Regions from separate parts of the Homo sapiens genome. Here region 1 is linked to region 2. Evidence: chromatin contacts called from ENCODE Hi-C data. All regions are on one chromosome and are shown on one strand. Each heading gives the region's core, a stretch centred on a gene start or an enhancer-like site at or near the end of the contact. The rest is flanking DNA. Distances are from core to core; before and after follow the strand shown.

Region 1 (4,490 bases), core at 1,732-4,231, 320 kb after region 2:
GAGGATTAAAAAGGCGGATTGCGGGTGCTTGAAAAGAGCAAAACTGGCTCAAAAGTTGTTAAATTGGGAGGTTTAAATATATTAATCACAAATGCTAAAAAATAAAAAATAGCATAGAAAGGTCATAGGAATTCAATTAAAACTTTAGACAAGTAGAAAAAAGTATGGAAGAAAGAAGAAAAAACACTTTTAAAAGTCCAACACTTCAAAGAAGAGAGATCTTTGGAAGTTCTGAAGAAGGACTTAGGAATGAAGTAGATGATGTTTTGGGCAGTGGAAAGTAGGCTTAGGGCCAAGGGAAAGGACAGGGTTTATGAAACAACTGTGGGGATGTTTGTTTTTACTTGTTCTTGTAATGTTTGATCTTCTTTTCCAATGACCCATCTTAAAAACTTAACACAGCCTAATGTTTTAGAAACCTAAAACATTAGGTAACACAGATATAAATTAAAATTGTTTCTATAAAAATAAATAAATAAATAAATAAATAAATATCCAGTCAACGAAGAAATGGAAATTGGTGGAAAGATAAGTTGGTTCATTTCTATTCCACATCCTTGGACACAAGCACGGCCAGTCTTGGGATTATCGTGAGAAAGACATGGGATGTAGGGGAATGGGGGTGGAGAAAGTTCTAGGATCTTAATGTATCCTTGGTCTTTCTGTTTCTAGAGGCTGAATAGATTATCAATGGAGATAGCTACTGGAGTACAACGTTTCCAAAGGACAGATGCGGTGTCTTTGAAAGCTTTATATTCCTAGCACTTACCACGATGCCTGGAACTTTATTTATTCTTTCTATAAGTATTAGAATAGCTCTATCTGCAAGGTATTGAGCTCGTTAATGTGAATAAAGTGATGAGTAAGAGAGACATAATCCCCGTCTTCATGAATCATGCATTATGGTGGAAAGACAGACAGTAAACAATGACACACAACCATTTAATCACAATTGTGACAAGCATGATGAAGTAGAAGTGTAGGTCACTCTGACAGTATATGTTAGGACCTGAACTACTGGGGGTTTAGGAAGTGATGCTTGCATGGAAGTATGAAGTATAGTATAAGTAGTAACAGTTAGCTAGGTAAAATTGGAGGCCAAGGCCAGGAGAACATTTCAGACAGAGTGAAGGGTCTGCAACGTAATGGCTTTTTTTGTTGTTTGTTTTTCCCCTCTTAAAATGTTTCATTTTGCTATCCATTACTCATAAATGTTTTGTTTCTGTTTATTTTGAATAAGGTTGGGCCCTGTCATTTTCTATCTGTAGAGACATAAGGATAGGGGTAGCCTGAGCCAGTCCAGATGATCTGAGACAAGGAGGGCAACACATGACATGCTCTTAGATGGAACTGGCAAAAAGTCACAAGACTCATTCACCAAAAGTTGTTTTGTACGGTATGTGTGAAAATCTACCCATGCTTTCTGCAGATTCATGTAAAGCTTCACAGCTTCACCTTGCATGTGGCTGTTAAATGGAGAAAACTGCCTTCTAGAACATGCAAACTGACTCTGACCTATACTTGGTCATCCTCCACACAATGCCTCCACATTAATTCAGCGTAAACATCATTAATGCCTCCACATTAATTCCATGTTAAAATCTGGCTCAATAGCCTATGTTTGTACCAAGTTCACAAAATTCTCATGACAGGCACTGAAGGCCGTTAGAATCTCAGTGGGATGGTCATCACCGGTCATGGGCTGCTCAACAATCTCCTGAGACTGAACACACGCAGCAACATGTGGGTCAACCATGTCTTTACTCTCCTGCATTTATCCAAATGTGTGTCAGCCTGCCATGAGGGCCCCTCACTCGAAATCCACCTAGAATTCCTCCTTAGGAACTGACTTCTGAGCTATGCACAGAGATTGTCTTTGCTCAGAGGATAGTCTCCTTTGATCTGTTTTTCACTTTTCTCTTTTTCTTCCCTTCCTTGAGTATGCCCTTCCTCTTTCCTTTTCTCCTTTCCTCCTCTCTAACCTTCTTCCCTCCCTAACCTTTTTCAACACATTTTACCTAACTACTAAGTGCCAAGCACTGGGGATAGAAGATAAATAAAAAGCTATAGTAGAATATGTGACTACTGGGGTGGCTGAGGTGGGAGAATCATTTGAGACCAGGAGTTTAAGGATGCAGTGAGCTATGATGGTACCCATGAATAGCCACTGCACTCCAGCCTGGGTGACAGAGCCAGACCCCATCTCAAAAAAATAAAAAGAAAGAAAAAAAAGAGCATATGTGAGTAACAGATCTATAAACAAGGAAACCAAAAAATGTATTATCCCCTTTCTTTGCTCTTCAGCTCTTTATACTGATTCAAACCCAAGGGGCTTGCATAAGCCAGGCCAGCACTGGAAAAGATGCATACCAACTAGCTTTTTAACTCCTGCAGGTGGTTTGCCAAGAGACATGCCAGAGACAAACAGGGTATAAAACCAAGCATGGGACTGCCCTGGGATGAAGATATGAAAACAGAAATAAACAGGTACCTTTACTTTCACAATCTAAATTTAAAGATGGAATAGATTCAGATAGTTTTTTTGATAAATTCCTTGCTGTATAAACTCTTGCAACTTGCTATTCAAAAGCTAAGAACCAAATAGATTTGTAAAGAGATACTTGAATAAACTTCTATATATTCAATATTTTCATTCATTATTTTTTAAATTGACATTTTTCTGAAGAGAAAGTCCACAGCTCTTTTCCAATCTTCAGTGGGATTTGTAATCCCTCCAAATATTTAACCACTACTCCAACAATGCATTAGCTGCTATGATTATAGAAAGAAAAGCAGAAAACATATGTTGTAAAGAAAGTAGTTACCAGAATTACACTAGAAAAAAAATGGCAAGAACATGAATGAGTCAGCATGAGGGTATAACAGGCTAAGGGCATCAACTTCGAAGAGAAAATGAAATTATTTGGGTTGCCCTGGTAACACCAAGATAAAATGCGGAAATGAAAATGCGAGGTTTAACGCTAAGAAAACCTTCTTCAGCACTAGGGTCTCTCACATCACGGAATGAGCTTTACTATGGCAACACGCAAAAAGCATGTAAACGGATTAAATACAGAAAATATCCAAGGGAGTGAAAGCATGGTATTAATAATAAGAACTAAGCTGATATAATAACTATTCTGGACCTTTCTTTTCTTTGACTCACAGAATTAAATAAGGGGAATGGGAAAGGGTTTGCAGGGATCAAATGAGATTTTCTTCAGTGATATATAATCTTAAATAATTAAAAAAGTTAAACATTATGGATTATTTCCACCCACTCACTTTTCTGCAAATGACATAGAATCTCCACTCAAATATCTGGTTTTATTATAGGAAAAGGCAAAAGAAAAAAGAAACAAACATAAGAAATAGAAACATCCTCCTAGGTTACATTTTCCATGTCCAATCTCTACTTTTTTGGAGGAGATCTGTCATTGGTTATTAAGGCAATAAATGACTCCTCTCAAGGGCAGACAATCATATTAATATAGTACTAGAATATAAAAATAATACTTCAGAATCATAGTGGTTGGGAGCATGGCACTGAAGTCAGGGTGCCTGAGTCTGTATCCCGGCTCTGTCACTTGTAAGCTGGGTGACCACAAGAAACTTACTTAATCCTTCTGTTTTCTCATCTTGAGAATGGGGAAAAGAACAGTATCTTGCTTCACAGGATTGCTGGGGAAGCATGTAAGAGTGGCAAACACTAATCATGGTACTGGGCAGGAATTAGCACTCAATAGATGACAGCTACTAATATTAGCAATAGAGATGACAATCAAATTTGATAGCTATGATAATGACTTTATGATTTTTAAACATGTTATTTTGGTAAGAGCACAATATAAGATCTACCCGCTTAAAATTTTAAGCATACCATACAGTTTGGGTAACTATAGGTACAATGTTGTACAGCAGATCTTTAAAGCTTACTCATGTTGCAAACAGAAACTTTATGCCCATTGATTAGTATTAACAGCTCGCCATTTCCCCTCCCCCCAGCCCCTGGCAACCACCAGTGTTCTCTTTGATTTTATTAATTTGACTACTTTAGATACTTCACATATGGAATCACATATCTTTCTGTGACTGGCTTATTTCACTTATCAGAACGTCCTCATTCATCCATGTTGTCACATATTGCAGAATTTCCTGTTTTTTAAAGGCTGAGTAGTATTCCATTGTGTGTATATACTACATTTTCTTTTTCTATTCATCTGTCAATGGACATTTTGGTTATTTTTACATCTTGGTTATTGTGAATAATGAAGTTTACTTTTGAGAATAAGAATTTATCGGTGTTTGGAGACTTCTGTCCTAATTTGAGGTACCACACTAAAATAGAATTATTTATAAAAACAGAAGAAACAAAAAAATTGTGTTGGTTAAATAGGAAATAAAAGGTATATAATTGACATATAATGTTATCATGCTTACTAACTGCCAGACATTAAACATGTTATCTGTTGAACCTCCATATTAAATCC
Region 2 (4,137 bases), core at 153-2,652:
ACTCTTAAGAGCTGAACTTACTATTTCAAAGTAACTGAAAAGTATCTACAAGAGGGCTATTCCAGTCCCCTTTCACAAATCTGTACCTAGATATGAAAGCTTTAATTCTTTGTTGCATGAAATGTTATGAAAAATCAAAAGCTCATCGAGTAAGACATATGCTGAGATCACACCTCATTTAAAGATCATTTTTTTGGTGGGGTTAAAAGTTTACAGCCTACTTAGTGAACTGGTTTTACTTAAGCATGCCTGGTTACTCAGGATTAAATCCAGTTTAATCACATAAGTCCTTTCCCATGTCTCCCTAATGTTGTCACTACATACCACTTTATCTTGACACCAATTCCAAGCAAGGTTTGAAAACAAAAGTGAAGACCAAATTAATATTACTTTGTGACCCTGTAAAAGTGGTTTAAAGAATTAGTATCTGAGACAACTGAAAAGTATTGCTAAAATACAGTTTATTTAATCCGTAAGTCAAACACTTACAAGGCTGTGTACAGGTCTAAATGTGAAGGACATTTGATGCTTGCTGTGCCAAAATTCTGATTAACTTAAATCCTACCTACACACGATCCAAAGAAAAGTGCTTTGGTTCACATAAATATTTCAAGTTAGGGATTAATAAGCAGGTAATTTTTGGTGATAAACACCCCAGTTTACTAACCAGGAAACATCTTGCTTTCCATTTTGCATAGATATTTATCTATACATATCACTTACAGACACCCTTTCAACTCATCTTAAACCGGGACAAACAGAAACATCACTGTGAACAAGCCTCTGAAAATTCTATCTGGCAAGAAGTAACCCGAGGCTGAGGATTAACTAAACGGACGGTCTGGGTCGCTGCCCTGTGGGGCGAATGCGAGACTAGGTGGGTGAGGCCGCACTCGCCCGTTTGCCCGAGACCGGGAAGTTGGAGACGTCGGGGCAATTTCCACTACCAGGGGCCAAGGCGAGTCTGGGGCTCCAGCCCGGAGGCTCTCGCGCTCTAGGCGCGTCCTACCGGACACCGAGTTCTCTTGTCTCCGCCGGCAGCGGGCGCCGAGCGGGCCGAATCGGGGCGCGTGGGTCCCCAAAGAGGCCGACTCCGGGCGCTGGGCCCGGGGCGGGCGGGCGGCCTCCGGGCCCGCAGAACAAAGCCCACACGGCCATCTTGAGACGGTAAACAGACCCCCTGCGTAGGCCACCCCGCCTCCTGCCAGCTGCGCCGACCAGCCAGAGGCAGCGCTTACCGTCCTCGAAGTCCATGGCAGAGGCTGAGGGCCGTCGGCCTTGGCGGCGCTAGGCTGAGCTATGGCCGGCGGCGAGCGTCCGCGACCCGCGATTCCACACGATCACTCCGCGCGACCGAGAGCGGCGCGCTACCAGCCCGGGAGCCGCAGGCCACAGCGAGGCTGGGGAGGCGGGGCCGACCGGCGCTACCAGCCCCATCGGCGCGGCCTGCTATTGGCTGACGCGGGCTGGTGGGCGGGCCCTCGCGTGGGGGGCGGGAAGCAGGTCCGCTGTCACGCTCGGAGGTGCTGACCCTCTGGAGCCGCTGACGGGGAAGGAAGGTAAAAAAGGAGCGCTAAAGATTGGCGGGGGTTGTGGGAAAGCAAGCCGAGTGTACGGGAAGGGCCGGCTGCGGCCCGCCATGTTTGAACCTGGCAAGAGCGAAAGAAGCCGGTTGGAATGCCTTCTTCCTGCCCAAACTAATAAAACCGCATGCCTACCTTTTGCTTAGTATTGGCTAGGGATGACTAATCATAACATTTGTAAGTACTTACGGGGTTTCCTCCATGGAGACACAGAAGTCTGGGACGTTTCTAGAAGCCTGTGGCAAATTTGAAAAGCAAGATACAAAATAGCGTATGGAGTCTGATTATCGCTATGTCAATAAATTTTCTTAAAGGACAAAGCACTGAAATAAAATGGAAATAATAATTCTTTTAAAAAATTTTTAAATTATTTTTATAGAGATGGGGGTTTTGCCATGTTGCCCAAGCAGGTCTCCAACTCCTGGACTCAAGCGATCCCCCCACCCCCAGCCCCGTCTCCGCCTCCCAAAGTGTTAGGATCACAGGCGTGAGCCAATGCGACCCGCCTGGAAAGAATTCTAAAACATGGCCTGCTTGGCCACCGCCCAGGATCTGCAAGCTGCGCGCCCACAAGTTTCGGCACCCATTTGGACTTTCACAATCGGAGATGGCAGTGGTGAAGGCATCAACATCAAAAGCTACCAGGCCTTGGTATTCTCATCCAGTATATGCAAGATACTGGCAACATTATCATCAAGCAATGGCTTGGATGCAAAGCCACCACAATGCCTACAGGAAGGCGGTGGAATCCTGTTTCAGTCTTCCATGGTTCTTCCTTCCTGCGCTTCTTCCCCAAAGCTCTTACGATAACCAGGCTGCGTATCCTCAGTCCTTCTATGACCATCATGTGGCCTAGCAGGACTCCCCCTGCAGTTCTTCACATTTCAGAGGGTCTGGGCAACATCCACATGGCAGCAGTAGGATCCAGGCATCCACAAGAGAAGACCAAGCCTTATCCAAGGAGGAAGAGATGGAGACCGAGTCAGATGCAGAGGTAGCATGTGACCTGAGCAATATGGAAATCACCGAAGAGCTCCGCCAGTACTTTGCAGAGACAGAGAGGCACAGAGAAGAACTACTGCGGCGGCAACAGCTGGATGCGGAGCGCCTGAACAGCTACGTGAACGCTGAACACGACCTGTACTGCAACACCCGCCGGTCGGTAGAGGCCCCAGCTGAGAGGCCTGGTGAGCGGCGCCAGGCCGAAATGAAGCGTTTGTACTGGGACAGCGCCGCCAAGATCCAGGCCATGGAGGCTAACGTGCAGCTGAGCTTTGACAAGCACTGTGATCCAAAGCAGCCTAATTACTGGCCGGTCATCCCCCCGAAGTTCTGAGCTCGGGGCACAGGGCACCCAGCCTCTTCCTCTTCCTTTTGGATACGCGCTCTTCATCTCTCCTTCTGTACATTTCTCAGGGAAAGGGGACTTTGTACTGAGGTACAGGCACGTTCACCACAGTCCCAGTGGGCCTGTCACGGGGTGGATGTACTGTGCCAGCCACTTGGAGGTCGGCAGGACATATTCTGTTGCCAACATGATAAATTTTATCCTGACATAAAATGATAATTTTGTATATATTATACTGGTTTTTTATGTTGTCAGTAACAGTTCAATTCATTAAAGTTCTTGCCTAGAAAAAAAAAAAAGAATTCTAAAACATGAACGATGATTCTTTTTGTGATGACTTTTTATATACACATGATTATGTGTTCTTCTATATCTCCAAATTCTTGAGCACTTTCATAATGTAAAATATATATTTGGCCTAAAACAAGATTTATTATTTATTAATGATTAGTGTTTGTTAAAAGTTCTCTTTAGCCAAATATTATGTTTCATTTTCTTTGAAGATATACTTAGTGATGCGGAGGTGGGGGGCTCTCTTGGCCATTTAAGTCAGTGGTTCTTGATTGTGACTCTACTCTGGAATCCTCCAGGGCACTTTTAGTAAGTGCCAATACTCAGGTTTCACTTCAGGGGTTCTGATTTGATAATGAACCAAAACTGTCACCAATGTTTATTTTCAAGACATTTAAAAGAGATGTTATTGGACTAATTTCTCTTCTGTTTCAGTAACCTGTACTCCTTGAGAAAATGTCAAGTCTAGAAAAAATAACTTTAGAGACAGGCTATGATCCAGTTCTGAATTTTAAGGTGCAAATAAAAGAGCTGTAACAGTTCACAGATGGGTAAGATTTGTGGCAGAAGAGTCATCCAGAGCTTGAAGGATGACCTATAGAAACACACACACACATACTGGATTGTATTATTGCCACTTTGGAAACAGTGTTTGAGACATGGACAAAGTTATTCAAACATTCAGGAATCTGGAAAAAGACAAACTGACATTGGAGCAGTTTGAACCACAGATTAAAAAACTTTTTTTTTTTCATAGAGCAAACGGTGGCAACAATGAGTTGATCACCAGATAGGAAACCATGAATCAAATTATTTACCTTTTTTCAGGGTCCACCCAGTTGCTGGAACCAAGTTTCAAGGAGGCAACCTCTGGAAATACAACTACAAGAAAAGCTCACAGATACACTATGTGTA

Evidence for each region. Hi-C counts contacts between places; a loop is a spot of excess contacts on that map. Pooled maps may share reads with other maps.
Region 1: a pooled map shows a loop between it and region 2 (4-fold over the local background). The contact joins the enhancer-like site here to the promoter of ZNF326 in region 2. A Hi-C loop is called at or near these places in 1 of 37 single-sample maps with no recorded cell type and 4 of 50 pooled maps.

What each region holds. Positions count from the first base shown.
Region 1 is chr1:89,668,787-89,673,276 of GRCh38, reverse strand. The region is part of intron 1 of LRRC8C (leucine rich repeat containing 8 VRAC subunit C); the gene reads right to left. Among named protein-coding and RNA genes, the nearest start is that of LRRC8C, 38 kb to the right of the region's middle. Within about 2 kb of position 2,981, at least 4 of the 41 ENCODE cell types and tissues checked have a DNase peak (open chromatin) inside an H3K27ac peak, as active enhancers do.
Region 2 is chr1:89,992,375-89,996,511 of GRCh38, reverse strand. It overlaps ZNF326 (zinc finger protein 326), which reads right to left and starts at 1,402. Exons shown (of 12, transcript NM_182976.4): 1 at 1,239-1,402. The coding sequence starts at 1,254. It also overlaps the pseudogene GEMIN8P4. RefSeq lists enhancers at 687-736, 618-1,183, 1,184-1,750 and a silencer at 957-1,596.